3 separate regions of the Homo sapiens genome follow, and regions 1 and 2 are each linked to region 3. The links are chromatin loops, found by intact Hi-C in ENCODE. Cell type or tissue: heart left ventricle. All regions are shown on one strand.

Evidence for each region. Hi-C counts contacts between places; a loop is a spot of excess contacts. Peaks named below come from ENCODE experiments on the same cell type or tissue, not always from the same donor. Only the 100,000 strongest peaks of a DNase experiment are listed, where the experiment ranks them.
Region 1: a loop joins it to region 3, with 8 times the contacts of the local background. A loop is called at or near these places in 100 of 110 quality-filtered maps.
Region 2: a loop joins it to region 3, with 3 times the contacts of the local background. A loop is called at or near these places in 9 of 110 quality-filtered maps.

Annotation. Positions count from the first base shown.
Region 1 is chr2:217,883,598-217,891,597 of GRCh38, forward strand. It overlaps TNS1 (tensin 1), which reads right to left. Exons shown (of 33, transcript NM_001387777.1): 12 at 7,365-7,448; 13 at 2,937-3,049; 14 at 2,447-2,507; 15 at 2,147-2,222; 16 at 1,438-1,567. Among named protein-coding and RNA genes, the nearest start is that of MIR6809, 13 kb to the right of the region's middle. RefSeq lists an enhancer at 6,869-7,163. In heart left ventricle, CTCF peaks have their summits at 3,318 (motif pointing left) and 6,964 (motif pointing right); DNase peaks (open chromatin) are centred at 3,304 and 4,454; H3K27ac peaks cover 3,676 bases.
Region 2 is chr2:217,941,014-217,949,013 of GRCh38, forward strand. All of the region lies in intron 3 of TNS1 (tensin 1), which reads right to left. Among named protein-coding and RNA genes, the nearest start is that of TNS1-AS1, 34 kb to the right of the region's middle. RefSeq lists an enhancer at 2,751-3,596. In heart left ventricle, a CTCF peak has its summit at 3,150; DNase peaks (open chromatin) are centred at 625, 2,528 and 3,098; H3K4me3 peaks cover 3,624 bases; H3K27ac peaks cover 4,125 bases.
Region 3 is chr2:217,785,461-217,793,460 of GRCh38, forward strand. DIRC3 (disrupted in renal carcinoma 3) reads right to left here and starts at 4,983. Exons shown (of 13, transcript NR_186301.1): 1 at 4,624-4,983. RefSeq lists enhancers at 1-280, 106-155. In heart left ventricle, CTCF peaks have their summits at 185 (motif pointing right), 3,912 (motif pointing right), 4,114 and 5,105 (motif pointing left); DNase peaks (open chromatin) are centred at 191, 2,231, 3,931, 5,031 and 1 weaker place; H3K4me3 peaks cover 778 bases; H3K27ac peaks cover 389 bases.

The DNA.
Region 1 (8,000 bases), 98 kb after region 3:
GGTATCTCCTGACTCCCACTACGTAAGAGGAGGAAATCTGTGACCCTTCCTTCTCTCAACTTCTGCCCAATCCCTTATTTATTTGATCAGCTATGCCTTTATTTTTCCTTGTTAAGACTGTTATCATTTACATTCTGTACTGTAATTATGATGGCATCTTCTGGCTCCAGTGCAAGGAGAGCTCATTAAAGAAACACCCTTCTACATGAGCCAGACCACACTAAGGAGATCTGGACCCTCCTCCAAGCCCCAGGTCCAGTCTTTCTCCGCCTGAGCCCACTCTGGACACAGATCACTGCCCACTGCATGTAGGAAAAGAAGTTACAGCAAGGATGGCATCTGCTCCATGGGACACCTATCATGCTTGTGCGTGTCTCCATCACTTCAGGCAACACTTCATAGTATCATGTTTGTGTGTCTCTCACTGAGGAAACTGTGAACTCCCTGAGGGTAGGGCCTGACTTCTTTCTGTTCATATCTATAGGGTCTAGCACATGCCCGACACATACAGACACACAAGTGATGCTTGGTGGGTGGGTGGGTGGGTGGGTGGATGGATGGATGGATGGATGGATGGATAGATGGATGGGTGGGCAGATGAATGAATATGTGGATGGATGGACAGATTAATGAAGGGATGGATTAATGGATGGATGAATGGGTGGGTGCATAGATGGATGGGTGGGTGGATGGATGGACAGATGGATGGACAGACGGATGGATGAATGGATGGATGGATGGATGGATGTGTGTAAGGATGGATTGGTGGATGGAGAGAGAGATGGGTAAATAAATGTGTATTTATATGTCCCAGGCATTAATGTGATATAGATAAAACTTCCAATGGATAAAAGAAAGAAGCAAAAGCAAACACCAAACCTTTCCCAACCACCTCTTCTCCTCTCAGAAAATGGTTCCCCCTTGCTGCTGCCACACCCCTCCACTACTGCTCTTCTGCCCTGCAGGGTAATTATCCCCTGCTAGTCTGCCTCCCAACTCAACAAGATTTTTGAGCTCCACCAAGGCAGAGACCATGCCATGTTTTACTTTGTATCCCCGGCACTTGGTACAGATCCTAGCCCAAAGCAGATGCCCAGTGAATGTTGAAAAAAAAAATGATTGTCAGTAGGACACATGTGACAAACTGGGAGGACAAGATGAAGGAGAGACAGGGAAAGTCATAGAAGGCTGCAAGATATAAAACAGCCCAAGGACTGGGAGGAGTTTATCTCCACTTCTACTAACAACTGGAATTCCCAGACCATCCAATCTCAACTCTCTCCCAAGTCTCTCTCAACTCTCTCCTACCATCACCCTGAGACTAGACAGACCACATGGTCCAGAAAAGATGGTCCCCATACCCACCATATCGTCTCAAACTGAGCTCCTCTCCCTGCCACAGGGGTGCCCACCCCCAGCTCCACTCAAGGAGCGCACCTTTGAAAGCATCATCAAGGTCCTCCTTCCCAAAGACAACCCCCAGGTCATGGATGGCACAGGTGTGGAACTGCACACGGAAGATGACGTCTCGGGCTGGGCTTCGGAACTTCTTGTGGTAGCACTTCAGCTGGGTGGGAAGACGGGCAGAACCAGTCAGGGGCCTGAGGCTGGGAGGTCAGGTCCCAGGGAGCCTCCTTATCAGCTCCGCTGACTGAGCCCCCAAGGCTCACCCCAAACCCGGTGAGGGAGAGCTCATCAACACCAAACAGGATCTCAGAGTTCTGTGGGGAAACTTCTAGAACAGCAGAGAATTGGAGGCCAGTCTTGGCCTCTGGGGACAAAAATGTCCTCCCAAGAAGTTTCTACATACAAGTCAGAGTGCAAAAAGTAAGATGGATTTAAATGGCAGCAGGAAGAACTGAAGCTAGAATTCAGAGAGTCCTTGTCACCAATAAGAAGCCAGGAGGTAACAGCTCACGCTGAGTGATATTTCCCTGGAGATGCTCCAGAACAACAGCTAAGCCCAGGGTGAGAGACACAGACTGTGTGAGACTGGAAGGTCTTCCAAGAGCCCTGAGAGCCTATGGTTCCAAGCCTGGCAGCCCAGGAGGAGTACCTGTCTTGTCCCAAGAGGCAGGAAAGGAGTAAGAAAAGAAGGGAGAGAAAATAAACAAGGATGGGGCTTGACACAGAGGACAGCACTCACCAAGATGTCTCCCTTCAAGAGCAGTCCTGGCTCGATGGTGATGCAGACGCTAGTCTGGCTGTCTCCTGGGATGTTGCTAAGGGAGAGAGGTGGGCAGAAAAAGAGTGGGCTGCTGGAGGGGAGATGAGGGAGGGGCATTTTCTCCCTGCTGCCCCTACGCCACAGGGTTAGTGGGAAACCTCTCTGACTCTGTCCTTTCAGCCCTCTTGAGAATATTCTCTCCTCTCCCCAACCTTCTGACCTGGTCCTTAGCCCTGGGCCTTGGGCTTCTCTGGCCTCTCACGCCCATGTAATACTTACTAGATGCCAGATGTGTACACAGGTTGCATGGCCTGGTAGATGCGGAGAAATGGCCGACATCCTGTAAAAGTGGGGTGGGTGTTAGCTAAGACAGCAGAAACTGGCAGGCAGGAGGGGCAGAGGAGACAGTGAAGGGAGAAAGAGAGAAAGGAAGGAAGAAATGGGGGAAGACGGGGTAGGAAGGGGAAGGAGGAAAAGAGGAAAGAGTAAAAGAGGAAGCAGAAAGGGGAAGAAATACCAACTTTTCACTTGTAAGGCAAATTAAATTAATAAAAACATTGCCCATCCAACATCATTGGCCAGCAGGCACTGCAAATAGATTGGTGCTTAGAAAAGTTTAGGAAGCAATACACTTGAGAGTCCAATGGAGGCCTTATGACTCTGCAGCTCTCGGGCTGTCTGTTACTACCCAAGGTTGCCTCTTAGAGAAGATGGAAGATGAAAGGGAGGAGTTGGCAAGGGTGGAGGTCAGAGGGCTCAAGGCAGGTACCTCCTTTAGACTCAAAGTTGGGGATGCCGTGCATGATCACGTGGTGCAGAAACAAGGGCTTGTTGTTCATTTTGATGGAGCCGGAGAGCAGGCCACTGAAGTAATGCACGTACCTGTAGTGGTGGGAGAAGCAGCTTCAGGGAGTGAGGTGGGTACTGGTGCAGTAATCCCTGTTCTCTCTTTTCCAAGAACATTGCCCTAGACCACTCACCTACTCTACCCTCTCCCCAACCAACATGGTCCCCCTCCCCAACCAGGCCTCCCTCCCAGACATGCTTGCCTGCTGCTGGGAGCCCTAGGTAGGAAGAGTGAGCAGGTATACCAGACCTAGAGCTGGGTCAAGTCAAGCATCCCACTTGGAGTTCGCCACCGCCCTCTGGTGGTCAACATGAATATCTCTTTCCTGCTTCACTCCCAGCCCGAGAATCTCCTGCTGGACCAAAATTTCCACCCCACATCCCTGACAGGCATCATTTAGCTGCACAAGGCAGGCCCAACCACCAAACAGCTCTGACGCCCTCACACCCCCACACAAAGCTCAAATCAAGCTTGCGCTCATACTCACAGCCCCAGTTCTGCCCACAGATCCAGTAGCCACAAGTGATAGTCTAGCAAATAGTGAGCAAGACTTTAATGAATGTAGTTCTTCACTTTCTCTACATCATACCAAAGTGCATTAAGTCCCTCTCTCTGTATCCTTGAGTTTACTTGGTATTCGAGGTAACTAGCTTCTAATAAGTATCTATCTCTAGGGTCAACTTCCCCCAATTTTTTTGTTTTGTTTTTGTTTTTGAGATGGAGTTTCACTCTTGTTGCCCAGGCTGGAGTGCAATGGCGCAATCTCGGCTCACCGCAACCTCTGCCTCCCGGGTTCAAGTGATTCTCCTGCCTCAGCCTCCTGAGTAGCTGGGATTACAGGCATGCGCCACCATGCCCGGCTAATTTTGTATTTTTAGTAGAGACAGGGTTTCTCCATGTTGGTCAGGCTGGTCTCAAACTCCCAACCTCAGGTGATCAGCCCGCCTCGGCCTCCCAAAGTGCTGGGATTACAGGTGTGAGCCACCGCACCCAGCCAACATCCCCTAGTTCTTTAACAAAGATCTGTTGGAAGAATGGAAGAACTAACCCACACCCTCTCCTTCTAGACAGAGAGGATAAATAAGGTCCAGGAGGGGTCACTGGACTCCAGAGACACACAGCAAGAACACACAAAGCTGGAAGTGGATGGGGAGAGCAGGAAAGAAGTCTGGGCTCCAACGCATCTGCCCAATAAACTAGAGATCGGTCATCTGCCCAATAGAGATCAGTCCTTCTGCGTCGATTGGTCGGCATTTTCCCTTTTCTGATTGGCCATGGAATGACAAGCTGAGTCAGCTAGACCAATCAGAATGTATTCTGAGGCTCTGCAGGAGCCAATAGTAGCTCTCTGAAGAGGGTGGAACTAGAGCCCACATGACCATGATAAGATCCCCTCCTGTCTCTTGGCTCCTTGGCCCACCTCCAAGCCTGTGGGCCTCTGTCCCTGGGTTTGGGTGGGGCCTCCTCGGACTACTCAAGTAAGATAATCTGATGGGCAGCACCCGATCCTATTCAGGCCCCTGCCCCATTACTCAAGCCGGAAACCTGGAATAGCGGTTCCTATCAGATCTCTGGATCGTGCCAACAGGATGTGTCTGTGTTCGAGGGACAATGAGTCCGGAGGCGGGTGACAATGAATGAGAGAGCTACAGGCAAAGCCCCTCCCTCTCTCTTTCCCTGCCCTCCTCTCCTCCATCTGCTCCATTCCCTGCAAGTGACACTGACAAGAAGGCAGGAGGGTGGCAATAAATGCATAGTAAACCCACAGTTGCACTTCCACATCTGGGCTCAGAGAGGTGACCCATCCACAAGCAGAGGCAGTGTCAGACAGGAGCCAGGCAGACACGCCCCAACTGCCTGCTATGCAAGCATATGTTGAACACGAGATGATATGGTTTGGCTGCATCCTCACCCAAATCTCATCTTGAGTTGTAGCTCCCATAATTCCCTCGTGTTGTGGGAGGGACCCAGTGAGAGATAATTGAATCATGGGAGTGGTTTCCCCCATTCTATTCTCGTGGTAGTGAATAATTCTCACAAGATCCGATGGTTTTGTAAGGGGAAACCCCTTTCCCTTGACCCTCTCTCTTCTCTTGTCTGTCACCATGTGAGATTTGCCTTTCACCTTCCGCCATGATTGTGAGACCTCCCCAGCCACGTGGAACTGTGAGTCCATTAAACCTCTTTCTTTTGTAAATTGCCCAGTCTTGGGTATGTCTTTATCAGCAGCATGAAAATGGACTAATACACCAGGGAATCCCTAAATAATCCTATTCCTGAGAGGTGACACTGATCCCTGGTCTTCAGGCCTTCACTACTCAGACTCAGAGATGTTACTCTCTACCCATTCTCTCCAAGCCACACTGTGCCATTGGAACAGCATGCTTCTCTCTTAGTATCCTTATCCTTCAAGGTCAAAGGCCACACCGTGATTACAGTCAGCAGACACACATGGCAAGCCAGAGGCTGACAAGGCAGTGCTTGACCAATCATTCTTTCTTCCCTGAGAAGACTCTCGTTGATCCACAGCTGCTGTCTCCAGGGCCCTAACCAGAATTTTCTGCACATAAAGACATCCCATTTCTGGTTGCTGACTCTGAGGCTGGCTATCAACTGTTTTGTGCAACTATAAGGTGCTGGGTTACCTGAGGACTCACTCACTTCTTGGGCTTCCAATTACAATGGCGGGAATAGCCCCCAGCTGGGACAGCACAGTTCTAGCCAGCCAAGCAAGGTGGGATGATGGGGCACGTGTTGGGACCCTCAGCATGATGAGGCTGGAGAGCTCCAGGACTCACAGCTCCAGGCCCTTGTTGGCCCAGTCAGTGTGCTCAGGGGCTAAAAAGGCAAATAGGATGCTTTGGCCTCCAGGCCCTTGTAGTCAGTGCTATTCCCTCATTCTGGATCCTTTATCCCGTGCGTTCACTTGGAGGCTTCCTTCTCCCCACCCAGATCTCATGTTACACGTCACCTTCTCAGAAGGCCCTTCCATTTGAATCAGCCCTCTTTCCAGCCCCATCACTCTCTAGCCATCATAGTTTGCCTTTTCTTTGCAGCTCTCATGACTATCTGAATTGTTTCCTTATATGTGTAACATCCACTAGAAGCTGAGCTCCATAAGCCCTTGCCTGGCGGATTCAGCACCATGTCACCAGTGTGCAGAATGGTGCTGACATCACGGCAGGTGGCAGGCCCACAACTCCCAGCAGCAAACAGAGCTGGGCCTGCGTCCCACCATCCAGGTCTCCAGTTTGGGCTTGGGTTTCCCACCATCCTGGCTGCAGCCTCCCCCAAAGACCTCCTGCCCCTGATGCTGCCTGTGCCTTCCTGTGCATGAGATGTCTTTGAGCAACATGTCACCCACGGAGCAGGATCCCTCAGGACAGTGGGTCACACAACCAGGAGGCACTGCCCTAGCCCAGGCATTACTAGGCCTTCACGTACTTTCCAGTTCTGCCACTACTCACTATAGACCATGGCCACGCCCCCTCCCTCGGCTCAGCTTCTAATCTGCAAAATGGGATGCCTAGATCATCACACGATAGCTCACCGTGATTCCAGTTTAGGCTCAAATTCACCCCCTCTAAGAGGTATTCCCTGACCATCCCTATTAAAAGAGCCCCGTTCCCCTATCAGTTCTCGTGTCTGCAGTGCCCTCTTTCCTTCCTAGCCTCATTGCTGTCTGACACTGTCTTGTTTGTATGGTTATTTGTTTCATGTCCATCTCTCTCATTAGGTATCAGCTCACCAAGGGAAAGGACTTTTTCCTGTTCACCCAGATATCTCAGTGCTTGGAGCCATAGTAGATGATTTAAATTTTGCTGAATGAATAAATCCATCCCTGCCCTGTTTCCTGCCTGGGCTATTGTGAGACTCCAATGAGACCATGTGGTTGAAAGCTCTCAGTAAAACTGTCTAAACTCTCCCAACAGAAGGTGACCCTTATCATGAGTGTCTGACCTCCCACAGCAGGGGGCAGTGATGCAGTCTCCCGTAGACTCATCCAAGCACTGAAGCAATCCTGCTTCCAGGGCCAAGAACAGCACATGCCTTCCTAGACCAGCGCCTTCTTATCCCCAGACTCATGCTTCCCCATGAAGGTTGCACTGCTCTCTAGCACAGGCCTCAGAGTCAAGTGCTGTGCCAATCTGCGGGCACACACCACAGGCTGGCTCCCGGGCTCTCCTGTGTGCCTGAGCTCACACCACTGCAGGCTGGCATCTGAAAACTTGCGCCTGGTACACCCCCACCTAGGCACAGCTATCCCATCCCTGTGAGTACACAAGTCTAGTCCCCACATAGAGTGAGTGCACACATACATGCAAGGGGCTGTGAGCCCCAGAGACCCACCTTCTTTGGGATGGCTGGCCAATGGGCACAATCTTATCCTCATAGAACCGCTTCATTGCAAACCGGTCCAGAGCCTGGTCCGCACTGCAGGGAGAGACAGGTGGTCAAAAGAGGCAACTCCTGCATCCAAGAGCCGCTTGTTTTCCCCACCCCTGCTCCCTCAGACCTGCAGAGCACTCTGGCCAAAGAGCACCTTTGTCCTGGAGGGAAGACAAGCCTCTTCCCCCTGCCATCCTGTGCCGAGAAGCTTTCAGGAAAAGAGTGTTTCAGCATCTCTCCAACTGTGCAGGGCCGCACTCAGCCCAGGCTTTAAAGTTCAGCAGCCTGGGAGCCCAGCTCAGGTCTACCACTTATGAGCCCCGTGTCCTGGTACAAGTTCCTGAATCTCTCTGAACTTCATTCTCCTCACCCATCAAATGAGGGTGATAATTGCCCCTTCCTCAAAGGTGACTATGGAGATGAAGTGAGGGAATATCCATAAAGAGCTTGGCACTCATGGCACACAGTAGGGGTACAGGAGTGCAGTAAAGGTGCAGCCTCATCTTTGCTTATCATTAAGCAAAGGTGAGACTGACTTGGGTTGCTCGAAGTCCTAAAACTACAGCCTCCTGGCAGGCCCTCCACAGAAGATTCTAC
Region 2 (8,000 bases), 160 kb after region 3:
TGCACCCCTCACCCCATGCCAGTTATGCAAGCCACTTGATGCTGCCCGGACAACCCGCATTATTTACAAATGTGGAAACTGAGGCTCATATGAGACCCATGCCTGAGTTTTTCTGCATCTCAGATCCTGGCACTGCCCTTGGTCTACTATCTCCAGGCTGGCTAGGGAGGCCTGTTTTGGGGAGGCCAAACTGGGCAGGGGTTCAAGATGCCCAACATCCCAGCACCCACCCCCGGTCCTTGCACACCAGCCCCAGAGCCCCTCAACAGGGAACATGGGCTCTAACTGCAGGGATTGGGGGTGAAGCCTGTGGTGCTTGCTGTCCCCTCAACTCCACACTGTCACGCAGCCCACCACAGGCAAGGGGCAGAGTGGGCCAGGAGGCATAGGAAGAACCTCAGAACCTTTGCAGGAAGCAGCTGGGTGCGGACCTGGTAGGCAGTTGAGCCACGGGTGTGAGGGAGGGGCACAGTGCCAGGGCAGAGCGTCGGGCTCTTGGTTCCTTACACATTGGCAGGAAGGAGGGGGCCCCTGCGAGTGGTCTGCGCCCACGCCCCAGGCCAGAGGACACAGCTTCCTGATCCCCCATTCTGGTGTCAGAGAACTCCCCGACTCCAAGTATCCCAGGCCCTCAGCATCCCAAGAGACCATCCAGGTCATCGCCTCTAACCACATCCCAGCCCAGGAATCCTTCCAAGCCCTTATTCGGCCTCTGTCTAAACTCCCCCCAGTACAAGATGCTCTCCACCTTACAAGATAGCCCATCCTCCTGCTGACCCACCAGGGTCCTTAGGAAGCTCTTCCTTCACCTGAGCCAAGATTCCACCTCTGAGGCTCCTCTCCCTTAGACCAAACAAAAGTTCTTTCTGGCCCCCCTTGACTCCTGCTCCTATCTGGGTAGAAACAGGAGCCTGAGGGTCCCCAAACTCCAAGGCTTCAGCCACAGCCCATCAGAGGCCAGAAGTTGGTCTGCAAAACAATAACATCTTCTCTGAACCCATAAGCATCCCAACCCAGCCCCGCTCCACCTGGCCACCAGGTTCTCTGTGCTTATACTTCCTGGACACCACCACCTCCCTGGGAAATTCTTCACTGGGGCCTTGCGGGAAGTGAAGTGTGAAGAAGCATGGGATGAGGGATGGGGAAGCAGAGCCAGAAGGGCTCAAGGCCAGGCGCCTGGAAGCAGAGGGTCCCAGGTTGCCTCCTCCACCGCCAAGAACCCTCAGCTCCTGGTTACAGTGCTGGCTCCCAGCCCTGGTGCTCGGCCGGACTGGCCGAGACCCTCCCCAGCCTGGTCCAGCCCACTGCTCTCCAAATCCCTGCCCTCCATGGGCAGCAGAGTCCAAGCCAACCCCAAGTTGGGTCTCCAGTGCTGATCCCATTCGGGTCTCTCCCCCCAACCTCTCCATCTCAATCCACATCCTCCCTCACTCCCTTCCACAACCCTGGGCCAGAGGTTTCAGGCAAGGGGTGCCCCAGCTATAGCAAGTACTGAGGTCCAAGGAGAGCTGTATTCAGGCTTACAGGAGTGGCCACCAGCTGGCAGGGGCAGGTGCAACTTGAGGTCACATGTGAGCCACCATGGTCTCCACCCACCCCAGGCAGCTTCAGGAGGGGAAGAGAGGGTGCTCCCCCTACACCTTCCCCACTGCTGCCACATTGAAGAGGCAGCTGGGACTTCCAGAAGAGAAGCCCTTGTCTCCAAAGACCCTGGCACCCTAGTTTCCAGGTCCCCCTCCTATTCTCACCCCCACAACCGCCTGCCTGCCTGCCCTCCTCCTCCATCTCCTCCCCACCCAGCACCCATCCTATCCCCCAACCCCATCCCCTCCCCTGCAGGGAGCCCAGCCTGGGAGCACAGCAGGCTTCTCCGGGTCCCCCCTATCACCCCCACCCAGTTTCCTCTTCTAGAACAGTAGCCAGCCTAAAACATCTGGGCAGGCAGTCCTGGCCCAAGTCCTGGATTGGGGGTTGGGGGACTGACACTGAGGTCAGCTCTGTATGGATTCTCCAGCCTGGGAACGGGTGGCAGGCAGGGCATCAGAGTCAGAGGACAGGAGGGGTGGGGGGAGAGGGAGGAGCAGGGGGAAGGCAGCTGCCCCTGTCTGTTCATTAACCACCTGGATTAGCCATTTCTGCCCAGAGGGGTGAGGAAGGAGTAAGGGCTAGTGGTTGGAGAGGGCAGAGGGGGCACTTCTGCCAGTCTGTGCCCATGGGCAAGGGAGCAGGGCCCACACTGAGGAGTGGAGATGGGAAAAGTGCTTTGAACCCTAACCTTGCCAGGCCTGCCAGCCCCTCCCTGCAGCCAAGGTCAGACCTCAGGGAGCTAAGTGAGCCCCTAGAAGAAAGGTGCCCTCACAGCAGCTCAAGTGGGTGGCAGGGAAAGAGATGAAGAAGAAAAAATACTCATCCCCCTGCAATGGGCAGGCAAGTAGCAGAAGAGACTCCCAAGCTTCCCCCTCCCTTGGTCCCTGTGTCCCTCCCTACTCCTGTAGCTGGCCTCAGTCCCAAGCAGCCACTGACACCAGCAACTTCCCCAGCAAACGAAACTCCTTCTGACTGGTTGCTCTCTCAGAGCAGGGACAAGCCGCACCCCAGACATCCCTGCCAGAACCACAGAAACATCTGAAGACAGGGGACTGACAAGGTTGGCCTCTGAACAGCTTGCCTGACCCAGAGACATGGGAACAGGCAGGCTGACCTCACCTTCTCCTAATCTGATCTGTGGTCTTGACAGCATCAGTATCAACAGCCCAGCAGCCCTGGCCGGCTCCATTTCCCTCTACACACAAATATAACACGCACACTCACACACACGTACACCATCACACACGCACATTCATTCACTCACCTTTCCTGCAGAGGAGCCACTAAGTCAGGTGGGTGTCTGGGCCAAGGGACTCCCAGGACAGGGGCGGTGGCCAGTGGCGGAGGCAGCAGCTGTGGCTGGCAAGAAGCTGGTTTCCCCCAGAAGAAGGCAGCGAGTGAGCCTGTGTCCAGGCAGGGAGCGGGGTGCAAGGAGCAGAGCTGGTCCCAGGGCCACTGCTGGGAGCAACTGAGCAGAGGGCTCTGCTAGTCGGGTTCCCTCCCAGGCCAGCCCAGGGGGCGGGCCAACAGTGCACCGCCTCCTTCCCGGAGCCAGCCAGCAGTGGGCCCCCTCCGCCAGCCATGGCCTCCTTTAACCCCTGCAGTGCTCTGCTGGCTGCACTCTAGCTGGCTCTGGGAAGGCCGTGTCAGGGCACAGACACCTGGGGCAGGAGATCACCAGGGAATGTGGCTGCCCCTCCTTCAGCCACTGGCCCAGCAGCTTCCCTGGGGACAGGACGGGAAGGGCCAGAAGGCTTGGGGGACAGGGGTGGGGAAGCGGGCAGGGAGGGGTCAAGACTCTATAGAAAAGACGCAGGTGCAGAGAAATGGCCAAAGGGCTTCTGGGTGGAGAAGAATGTTTGCTGAGATGGTGATGATGATAATAATAATAATATAGCAACTCTCAGCTTTTCTACAGCACTCTGCTTTCCGCTGTTTCCAACTCATTTTGTGACTGGAGGCCAGGAATCTCACTTCTGAACCTGCTTTTTTCTTAGCTGTCAAATGTGAGATAGTAATCTCTGCTGTTTTCTCTGGGCTGAGTTAGGACATTTGTGACTGTACATTCAAAAGTCATTTAAGCTGAGCTCCAGTTAATGAAATACATGCTTCAACTCTCTTTGAAATGGATCAAAAAATAAGATGGATTGGCAGAAATGTGATAAAGCAAATATATCAAAGTGTTCATTGTAGGAGTTTACCATATAATCATTTCAACTTTTGTACATGCATGAAGTTTTCCATGATAAAAATAATGGGGGAAGTGATGTGAAAAGTTTAGAGCACCATATGAAAGATAAAAGTGAAGAAGCAGATAGGATTATTTAGAAAGGAAGGGGAAAAGTTATTTGCTACACACCTATCAGATGCTGGCCACTAAAGACTATTAACTCTCACTTAGTCTTCTAATCACCCGGTTATTATAGCTGAAGATCGTGACCTCGGAGCACAGAGGTGACTTGTGGAAGTCCAAGCAGGACTGTGCGGAGGACCTCACACCTGAACCTGGCTGGCTCCACAGCCAAGCTCCACACCACTCAGACATCCAGAGGTTGAAAGGCCCTTCCTTCTCTTCCGCATCTGGGTCAGTGGCCTGCACCTCCGAGCCTCAGTTTCCTCTGCGACAGAAAGGTCTTTAAGAACTTTTCCGGTCTTAACACACACTAATTTTATTAATTCAGCCAAACCCTTCCCCAGGCTTCAGTTTTCCCCAGAAGTACAATGACAGGGGAGTCCCTGAGAGGGGATATGATTTTGGAGCATGTGGGGCCAGAGCCACAGGGAGATGGCCAGTACTTTGGAGGGCTGCCTCGCCCCCAGTCAGAGACAATGAAACCCTTGGGGATAGGGGAGAGAAGGACAGCTTCTCAGGACCTTATATGGGGAGGGCAGAGATAGAAGCATCGCTCCACTCATCCTCTGCCTCCAGAGCAAGATTTCGTCCTCTCCTAGCTGGAAAGAGGGTCTGGGTTCTGAGTCCCAAATTCCAGCATCCAGAACCCACCAGCTTCAACAGCAGCCTCAATCTGTGAGAGTGTGGATGCTGTCCACAAATGGCAAGGATGGTGAAAGCAGATGGACTATGGGGACACTTGGCCTAGTCCTCCCTAGCCGTCGGCCCAGCCTCAAACCAAGTCTCCCACTCACTGGTCCCAACTCTACGGCAAAGGTGACCCCAACAACATTATCCTCCTTAACCCCTACCTGCCACCCCCACTGCAGACTAAGGGCTCCTCTGGGGCTTGGGTCAGCTCTGCTTAGATGAGGGAAGTTAGGGGATCCCGGGTCAGTTTCAGCTCTCTAGAGGTGGATGTGGGGATTGTGCTATAAAATTAGAACCCCTCCCACTAGCAGGTATCCGGAACAGCAGAATCCTCCATCTTCCCCTTCTCTTCCTTCCAACCCACATCCGTATTATCCCAACGGACATCAAAGCGTCCCAGCTCCCCACTGCCTGCTACTTCCAGTCCAAGCTCTGCAGTGGAACATCCCAGCCTTTCCAACCTTGTCTCCTTCCATCCTCCAACTTTGACGGTCAGGCCTTTCTCGTACACCATTCCCTCTCCTCCCTATCAGCATTCAGGGCTCAATTCAGAAGCCATCCTCCCTGGATCCTTCTCCAGACTCACCACTTGGTGGGCACTGTCCCCTCCTCTGAGCACCTGGGGCTTCCGCGGCTCACTAACGCCCTGACATGCAGTGGGTCAGGTGCACTTCTATGGCTCCCATTTTTGGAACGATAAGGGATTTGTTCATTGTCTCCCTTCCCCTTTCCTCATTTGGTCAGTGCCCAGCACAAGGCTGACACATAGTAGAGTCTCAATAAGTGTGGAATGAATAAATGAATGATGAAGAGATGGATGGATGGATAATCAGTTCATGATTGAATCAAAGGGCATTTTAAAATGCTTAATACAGCACTAGGCTGTACCAAAGATACTCATATGAAGACTTTTATTTTTGAAGCTATATAATCGCAGGCAGAAACACAGGCTTTGCTAGGACCCAGGACATCCCAGACACATCCCACAAAGGTCTGTGACAGATTGGGCTGGGAGACGGGGCGACCTGGAAGACCCCTCCTCCAGCCACTCTCAGGAGACTTTGGAGGTTACACTATCCATCCCCTACCCCATCATCACCCCTCTTTCCAGCCTGCCTGCTCCAGCACCTGGGTATAGAACTATAAACCCAGCAAGTCCCTTGAAACCTTAAGAAAGGAAGTCAACAAGCTAGAGGATTTCACAGAAAAAGAGCAGCTTTCCTCCTTAATTCTAAGAGCTGTCCCGCAGCCCATCATCTACCCTCAGCTCTCCCCAGTGTCATTTCCACCATCGCTCTCTCTCTCTCTCTCTCTCTCTCTCTCTCTCACACACACACACACACACACACACAGTAAAAACTGCTCTCTGAACAAGTCTGCTCAGCCCCCTGGCTCCCTCCTCCCAACTCTTCCTTCCAAGCCCCTGAGGACCAGGGTTCCCAGGGTCTCCACCTCCCATCCCCAGCCTCCTCCCCACCTCCTTAAGCCAACCCATGCTCCTCTCCTTGTCCCTACCTCCCTCCCTCCCACCCCAATGCAGGATTGCACATCTGGTTCCAGTTGCGGTTGGTCCCTTCAAGGGTAGGCCTGGGGGTTTCTCATAAAACTGAATAATACCAGCCTTGGAGCCCGATGGAACTTGGGGGAGGGAGGGCAGGAGGCTGAAGGGGTGGGGGAGCAAGAAAAGAAGACAGGGAGAAAAGAGGTGAGGAGATACAGAACCGAGAAAGGAGATGGCAGTGCCTGGCATCGAGCAGGCGCCCAGTGGATGCCTGTGAGCTGCAGACAGAGGCTGCAGAAACAGATGGCAGGAGAGCCAGGAGCAGAGAGAATGGGACAAAGAGGGTGTCAGAAACAGAGACCCAGAAGGAGGAAAGAGATGGAGCTGGGGGTGGCGGGACAGAGCCTGGAGCAACAGAGAGGCCATTGAGGAGAGCAGGGAGCAATGAATTGTGTGTGTCGGGGCCAGGTGCTGAGTTAGGCACTTCCACTGGAAGAGAAGGGACGCGACAGAAAGGGGACAAAGGACACAGAGAAGCAGAGAAGAAAGGCGAGGAGAAAGTCAAGAGAAAGATGGGGCAAGGTCCAAGCTTCGTGAATCCAGTTTTCCCTGGCCTCTCAGCCCCAGCCCCACCCAGGGCCCCTCAGTGGCCGGGACAGGAAGGGGAGTTCAACCCAGAGATGCCTTCATTTGTTCCTTCATTTCACTTTAATCAACATTTAAGCTCCTGCCCCGCGCCAAGCTTTTCCCATGTGCACTCCACACAGATGCGCGTGAAAATGTGGAAGTGCCTATGATTCTCACCTCAGTCTTAGAGATGGGCTCAGAGCAGTGAAGTTAAGCAAAAGCACAAAGCGGCTAATGAAAGAGATAGAATTTCAATGCAGCTCTTCCAACTCAAGCCCATGTCACCAGGTAACACAACTAGGAATTCCAGGTCCCAGCACTACCTCCGGAGGGCACCACATCACCCGACTCCCACACTCAAGGAGCCAGACTCTCAGGTTCTTACAGCACTAAGGTGAAGTTCCTCTGAGCTGCGCTAAAAGCTGACAAGATTCCCAGCAGGGAGGGGTCGGTTCCCCAACTCTTCCTGTGATGGGTGGGAAGTGTTAGTCTCTGGGGCAATTACTGGAGCCGCCTCCTCTAGCACCCTGGGCCCTCACTCTCTTCTTCCCCCTCCATCACAGAGAAGGAAGGGCCACATGCCCAGGTCCCAAGGGGAGAGGCCACTGGGGCACCGCTCTGCTTCCTTCCCAAGATGTCCTGGGGCAGAGGCTATTCTGGGCCTCTGAATCCTGCTAGGCCCAACACACCCCATAGGGAGCCAGGCCCCAGGGGCCACTCTAGGCATGCAATGTCTATGCATTTGAGCTGTACCTTCCCTCTTCTGACCATGCCCTCCCCGCTACAGCTAGAGATGAGTTCGGGCTGTCTCCCAGGGTGCTTCCATCTCAGGATCACCCCCTAGTGGGGCCTCCTCACTAGGGCTCACTCCAGAGATGACCCCAGAAGCCACATTCACGCTGCTGCCCTGAAGCCCCCCATCCTTGCCCTTCCTTCCTAATGTCAGGTCTTCTTCTATGTCTCATCCTTAAAACTCAGGCCAGAAGGAGGCAGGAGTAGGGGCACCCCCTGCTCACCACTGTGTCCTCTATGACATCTCATTGGCATGCATCTGCATTTGCATCCTCTCTCAAAGTGCAGAAATGTGCACAGCGCCAGGCCCTTTGCTGCACATCCCCACCTCGGGAAGGAGAAGTGCTGGGCTTTCCACATTCCAGCTTCCTACTCAGATTTGTACCATAGTGTCAGGGCAGAGGATGGAAAGGGAAGGAGAGTCGGGGGAAAATGGCCCACCAACAGCTT
Region 3 (8,000 bases):
CCTGGGACCCTTAGAGCCCCACAGTATCTCCGGAGAAAGCCATCCCTCTGCCTCCTGTGTCCCCGGCTCAGGGACATCGCTCACCAAGGGAGCCTGATACGTGAAAGAAGTTCAAATGTTCTATCAACTGGGAAGGCCTGCGGCAGCAATGGGCACTTCCTCTGCACCACAGCCATCCGACCACAAGAGGGCGACATCCCCCTTCCAATGCCTCTACAGCCGCCATCCCTAAAACCAACAGCTCGACCCAGGACCAGAGCGGACATACGAAGGAGGTGGACCCCCTACTCCCCTTTCTAAAGGAAGGAGGGGGCCCTGCACTAGGTGATTGGCCTCATGGGCCACAGCTGGGCATCTGGCTGACTCAAGTTCTAGGCTTCTCCTTCCCCCAACCCGTCCCCTCGAGGTTCTCTCCTATTGAGCTAGGGACATCCCCAGCCTCTCCAGAGCCAGTGAGGTGACCACTCCCTGGTGCTATCCTGGGGGCTCCACCAGCCCTGGGCTGATCAGGAAGGCCCCATGCTGGCCCTCAGCTTCCCACCATCCCCACTTCTAAGTGGTGCTGCTACCTCTCAGGTCCTGCTTCCCTGTGCAGCCTGGATTCCTCCCAATGCAGCCCTTGTCCAGCTTCGTCTGCCTCTTGGGGGACTGTCCTAGACTCTCTGTCACTGGATCTTTGGACCAGCCAATACTATCAGTTGCCTCACCTGCTAAGGGCACAGTGAGACAGCTGGTCACCAGGATGTCACGGGCCCTGAGCCTCTTCTCTCTAAGGCCTGTCCTTGCTACCCCTCCTCTTGTCCCACTCTTCTCTGATCTCAATGACTTCTGCCATTGTGTACAAAATTGGTGGGTTCTTGGTACACTTGAAGCCGCAGACCCTAGCGGTGAGTGTTACACTTCTTAAACATGGTGTGTCCAGAGTTTGTTCCTTCTGATGTTCAGATGTGTCCTGAGTTTCTTCCAACTGGTGGGTTCGTGGTCTCACTGGCTTCAGAAGTGAAGCTGCAGACTTTTGCAGTGAGTGTTACAGTTCTTAAAGGCGGCGCATCTGGAGTTGTTCCTCCCTCCCGATGGGTTCATGGTCTCGCTGGCTTCAGGAGTGAAGCTGCAGACCTTCACAGTGGGTGTTACAGCTTATAAACGCGGTGCGGACTCAAAGAGTGAGCAGCAGCAAGATTTAGTGCAAAGAGCGAAAGAACAAAGCTTCCACAGTGTGGAAGCAGAGAGCGGGTTGCTGCTGCTGGCTAGGGCAGCCTGTTTTTATTCCCTTATCTGACCACCCCTCACCTACATCCTGCTGATTGGCCCATTTTACAGAGAGCTGATTGGTCCATTTTGACAGGGTGCTGATTGGTGCATTTACAATCCCTGAGCTAGACACAGAGTGCTGATTGGTGCATTTACAATCCTCTAGCTAGAAGTAAAAGTTCTCCAAGTCCCCACTAGATTAGCTAGACACAGCACTGATTGGTGCCTTTACAAACCTTGAGCTAGACACAGAGTGCTGATTGGTGTGTTTACAAACCTTGAGCTAGACAGAGTACTGATTGGTGTATTTATAATCCTTTAGCTAGACATAAAAGTTCTCCAAGTCCCCACCAGATAAGCTAGATACAGAGTGCTGATTGGTGCATCCACAAACCCTGAGCAAGGCACAGAGTGCTGATTGGTGCATATACAATCCTCCAGCTAGACATAAAAGTTCTCCAAGTCCCCACCTGACTCAGAAGCCCAGCTGGCTTCCCCTAGTGAATGCCGTGCCTGTGGGCAAAGCTGCCTGCCAGTCCCGTGCCCCACACCTGCACGCCTCAGTCCTTGGGCGGTCGATGGGACCGGGCACCACGGAGCAGGGGGCGGTGCCCGTCGGGGAGGCTTGGGCCCGGTGGGAGCGCAGGGAGGACGGGGGAGGCTCAGGCATGGTGGGCTGCAGGTCCCGAGCCCTGCCCCTCGGGGAGGCAGCTGAGACCCCGCGAGAATTGGAGCACAACACGGGCAGGCCAGCAGTGCTGGGGGACCCAGCGCACCCTCTGCAGCTGCTGGCCCAGGTGCTAAGCCCCCCACTGCCCAGGGCCAGCGGCACTGGCTGGTCGCTCCGAGTGCGGGCCCCCGCCCACCCAGAACTCACGCTGGCTCGCAAGCACAGCGCGCAGCCCTGGTTCCTGCCCGCGCCTCTCTCTCCACACCTCCCCACAAGCAGAGGGAGCCGGCTGCAGCCTTGGCCAGCCCAGAGTGGGGCTCCCACAGTGCAGGGGCAGGCTGAAGGGCTCCTCAAGCGCGGCCAGAGTGGGCGCCGAGGCCAAGGAGGTGCTGAGAGGGAGCGAGGGCTGCTAGCACGTTGTCACCTCTCACCATCTCAAGACCTGGACCCCAGCATGCTCCTACCCCCACACTATCTACACCATTCTGGATAAGCCCAAAGTCTTTGGAAGCAGATAGAGATGGATTTGAATCCTTATGCAGCACTTACTAACAGAGTTGTTACTTACCTTCTCCGAGCCTTGGTTTTCTAATCTGTGAAATGGGAGTGATCACGGCCACCATTTTGAGTTTTTTGTAAGTGACATCCTGTGCATCTCATGCAGGGCCCAACAGTATCATAGACAGCCAGTAAATGTTACTTGCCTCCCACCATGTCACATGAGCACTGTGCTCGGCATTCTATACACAGAATTGTGAATATCCACATAACTTTGTCAGCTAGTTATTACTGGCCCATTTTATAGACGAAGAAACTGAGGCAACAAGAGGTCAAATAATTTGTCCGGGATCACATAAGTGAGAAACTAGCAAAGCTGACACTTGGGCCCATATTGGATGGATGTGAAGGCAAATCCTGCTCTGCCTGGGCACTCTGCCCCCATGTTCTGCCTGCAGGTAAAAGAGAGTGTTTTACTGTCCTTGTTTTCTAATAGGCTTCTCAGTGCTTTGATCCTACCTCTGCAGAAGCACCCACTACCACTCCTTTTAGGGAAAAGAGGACTATTTACTTTTTAATTTTACTTTCAATCAGTCAGATTCAGTTCCACGTTCATAGAGACTTGGGGTAGTTCAGTGAAATCAGAGCCTGGGTGTCCTTGGAGAAAGGTTGATGTTCATGCTCACTCTTTTTGTGGGGGTCATTGACTCTGAAAAAGAGGGAAGTCTAATAACTGAGTCTGGGAAATAAAGATGCCTGCATTTCAGGTTCTCTGACCCAGATCCCGGAGGATGGGGAGCAGCTGTTTCCATCTCCGCAGGTGCTAGAACCTCTAGGAATGTAGTCACTTGGAAGGGGAGAAGCAAGAGTGAGTGGAATAGAACTTCCAGAGGTCAAATCACCCGAAAGGTCCAGTGGAGCTGAACACTGCACCGTCTGCCACAGGAGAGGCGCTCACCTGCCCTGCCAAGCAGCAGGCCGGCTGCAGGGGAATGGACAGGTTGGCCTTGCAGACTCAGCGAGCAAGCACTAGGGCATGGGCTATGCAGGGCTGTGAGAGGGCAGCCCAGAGACACCCAGGTCCCAAAGGCCCAAAGAACGGGACATGGGGGTTTTGAGAGGGGAAGGATCTTGCCTAGGCCCCGTTGTGTCCAGTGCCCCTTCTGCTGAGCCACACCCTGGAGCCCTGGAGCTCTCTGGCTCCTGCCACTGCTGACTGCCTGAGTGGTGGTCATTGAGAAATGATTGAGAAAATCTGGGCCAGGTCCAATCCGCCACGAGGGATGATTGATAATGGGAACAGAGACTGTGGGTCTCCGTCCTCACCGCTGTACTGAAGCTTTTAATAATCAGCCTGTCTCTAAGTACCTGAAGACTCTCGGCTTCCAGCTGTCTATTAATTGTGCCTCTCAGGCCCTTGGACAGTTGATTCAGCCTACTGCCCACTGTGACCGCTTCCAGGAAAGGCAATGAGTGGCTGCGGTTCCCAAGTTGGCCACTAGAGGGAGCCGTAGCCCGTGGCAGCTCTGCCTTAACTGGCGGGGGAGAAGAAAACCAAAGGGTCACAGAATCCCTGCCTGTATGGACATCCCAAAGTCCTCCCTTAGCTCTCCCCAGTCCAAGTTTAGGCCCCTCCTGTTTTCAGAAGTTCTTGAAAAGGGAGGTCCATCCTCCCCTGAGGACCACTGGCAGCAGCTCCTGCCGAAACCCTGCCTACAGGTGCCTCAGCGGGGTGGGGCCTTGGGGGAGGCTGCCTGGGAGACAGAAGGCAGATGAGATGGGAAACGGAGGGACAGAGAGGAGGGAAGGCAGAGGGCAAATGCAGACAGGATGGGCTGGAAGGGAGGAGGCGCTGAAAAGGGAGACGGGGGAGACTGGAAACAGGAGAGAGGAGACCCCAAGGGGGAAACCTCGAACTCAGCCTCCCCCACCTGCCCTTCCTGCCGGTCCCAAATACTCATCCAGAGGAGGGCCCGACTCCCTCCCTCCAGTGTCTGCTGTTGCTCCCGGCCTGCCCTGTTTACCTGGCCAGCCACGGTCTCCCAAACACCAATCCAGGATTTGGGGTTATTAGAGGCTGGGGAGGGTGAGATCCTGGAGCAGGAATCGGAGAAGAGGAAGCGCAGTGAGACGGCTGTAACCCAGCACCAGGCACACACAGAACGCTGACGCTGCCCTGAATTCCACCCAGCTGCGGCTCTCACCTGATCTCCACCTCTCTTATATCTGCTTGGGATAGAGTTCAGCTGTTTTTAGTCATCTGAAGGACTGTCATTCACAGAAGGCTTCTCCTTCCCCGGCTGACACCTGCTGATACTGCAGCAGGAATGATCCAGGTTAGGTATCAGAAGCTCCTTCCAAAAGGCTGCCCCAGGAGGGGGCTTCAGCTTTCTGGGACACATCTCCTTCCTTCCTGGCCTCTGTCCTCGCCATCCTGACGTCTACGCAGGAGAAACCTTGGCCAAAGTGACTAACGGAAGCAAAGAGTAAAGCCCAGGAAAACACGTCGATTGGGGTGGGTGGGGGTCAAGGTCTTCCGAGCTGTCTATACTTGCTGTGTCTCTACTTCCTATTCACTCATCAGTTCACCAACTCTACAAATCTCGTGAGACTTTCATGAGCCTGACGCTGTGCTAAGCCACTTCCTCAGCCTCCTGCCCCCTACTGATGCTGTCGCTCTTTTCCCAAAGAAAAGGACAAGGATGATTTCTTTGTGGCCAAATTCAGTGTCCTTCTTCTGGGGCTCACTAACTTTGATCCTAAGGTGGTGGCTGGACTGTTGACCAGCCATTCTTTCCTTCTAGAAAAGAAGAAAAGCTCCTTTCCCCATCAAAACACCACCCCTTCTAGGTCCTCCTCCTTCCTCTCTGAGACCTCTGTCTTCTTCACAGGACCTTCTCCTCCTCTCCTTCCCTTCTCCTTACACAGCAATGTTCCCCTGCTTCCACCCACGACTCTCCTCTGTCTACAGTACCTCTGTGTCAGGATGACTCACAGCCTGCAAAGGCACAGCAATATTCCTATGTCTCTATTTTCTACATCACACAACCCTCTCTGCAGCACTAGCAAGAAACTTTAGGTTGTATCTAACACTTGGAGCTTAGATAGCACCAAGGCCTGGAGACAGGCCCACCTGGTCATCCAGTCTGTTGTCCTCAGAGATGTCCACCGTCTAGTCTGGGTGGCCCTGTGAGTTAAGCTGCTCTTTCTGCAGTCTCTAGACTCCACACATGGAGCATAGAAAGCTCTGCCCTGCAGCCTCAGGCCTTGTCCTCTGTGCCCGAGATACAGGGGAATGGACAGATTGACCTTGCAGAGGAGTAAGCACGAGGACAGAGGCCATGCAGAGAGGCAGTCACCTCCCTGGAGATAATGTTGAGAACTCCATGCAGCCACCCACCCCAACCCCAGACCCTTTCTCATTCTCTTTCTCCAGTCCAAGGGGGGCATTTGAACTGACCCAACTTGAGTCACGAACTCATCCCTGGACCAGTCTGCAGTATGACTGGAGGAAGTGGTCAAGATATCTCAATACACTGACATGGCCCCTGGTACCCATCCCTACACATCCCCCCCTTCCCATGAAAGAGGGGGACTCAAGCTGTTCAGCTACCCCCTCCCCATATGGTATCTAATATAACTCTTAAATCTTTCCCTCCAGCACATGTTGGAGTATGAATCAGAAATTTCCAGTTGTTCCCAATACCCACTCTCCTCTCCTCCTTTACTAATAACTCCCCAGAAGTATGGCTGTACTCATGGCTGCAAGGTATAAAAATGGCATTTCCCAGCAGCTAGTTGAGGCCATGTGACAGTTCTGGCTATTGTGATCTGAGCAGAAACAATGTATATACTGTAAATGTACCACATCCTTAAAGAGAAGGGCACGCCCTCTCCTTCCTCTTTTCCTGCTTTTCACTGACTAGAATGCAGTTGTAATGGCAGGAGCTGGAGCAACCATAATGGACCACATATTGAGGATGGCAGGGCGATCAAATTGAAGGGCCCTGGGGTCCTGACTAATTTCATAGGGGAGAGCTATAATACAAGTAAGACAAAAACAAATGGCCACATTTAAGTGTTTGGTAATTCAAAGTCTTTGTTATAGAAGCTGCACTAATATTCTAACTGATACAGAGCTAAAGAGATCTTCAAGCCAGGTACAGTGGCTCACGCCTGTAATCTCAACACTTTGGGAGGCTGAGGCAGGAGGATCACTTGAGCTTGGGAGTTCAAGACCAGCCTGGGCAACCTAGCAAGACCTCATCTCTGCTACAAAAAAAAAAAAATTGAAAAAATTAGCTGGGCATCGTGACACACACCTGTAAGTCCCAGCTATTCAGGGGGCTGAGGTGGGACAATTTCTTGAGCCCAGGAGGACAAAGCTGCAGTGAGCTATGATTGCACCACTGCACTCCAGCCTGGGCAATGGAGCAAGACCCTGTCTCTATAAAAAACAAAAACAAGAGATCTTCAGTCCATTTCTATAGCACTTTCCAGCTATGAGATTTGGAGCAAACTACTTAATCCTTCTGAGCTTTCATTTTCTTAGCTGTCTGCCTATTTCCCACAATCATTTTATAAAATGAATGAAATAGCATTTAACAAAGCACCTAATATAACATTGACATATACTTGGGGTTCAGTTGATGTTGAAACTGACAGCCCAGTCATCTTTACAAAATACCAACCAGATCCCCTGCCCCCTTGATTCAGAATCTTCAAACATTCCCACTGCTCTAACTACAAACACCAAACCCTTCCTGTGGCCTGCAAAGCCCTGCCTAGCTTACCCAGCCTCTCTAGCCCAACCCTCCCCACCTCCCCCAACCCTCCCACCTCCCCAAACCCTCCCCACCTCCCCCTGGCTCCCTTTGCCCACACTGACCTTGCAGTCCCCTCACTCCCTCTACAAACATTGATCAAGGGTCTTCCACAGGCCAGACACTGTGCTGGGACTTCACACATACAGACCTGGAGCCTTGCTCTTGCAGACTTTACAGTCTAGTGAGGGAGAAAGAAAAAAAGAAGTTCACATAAATAAATAAGCATAGCTAACATTTACTGAGCACTTACTACCTGCCAGGTGCTGTCTGAGCTGTTTTTGCCTACATAAATTATCAACTCCTACAACCCTCTGAGTTAGGTGTTACTGTTATCACCCCACATTTTACAGATGTGGAAACAAGCACAGCAGGGTCAAGCAACTTGCCCAAGGTCACACAGCTAGTAGGCATGGAGCCAGAATTTGAACTCATGTAGTCTGACATCATAGCCTGTGCATTCAACCACGAGTCTGTCCTGCCTTCAAATTCATGTCAAATTACAACTGTGAAATGTGCTATCAAGGGAGTGTACGTGGGGTTCAGAGGCATGAAGACTCTCCTGCCCCTGGGCCTCGGCATGTGCTGTTCCCTCTGCCTGAAACACCCTTTCTTCCCTCTTTGCCTGACCAACTCCTGTTCACCCTTTGGATTCTGACATTCAGCACATGTCACTTCCTAAGGGACACCTTCTCTGCTCTCCCCAGAGCATCCAGATCCATTTAGAAACTCTTGCTCTATAAAGCACCCTTGCTCCA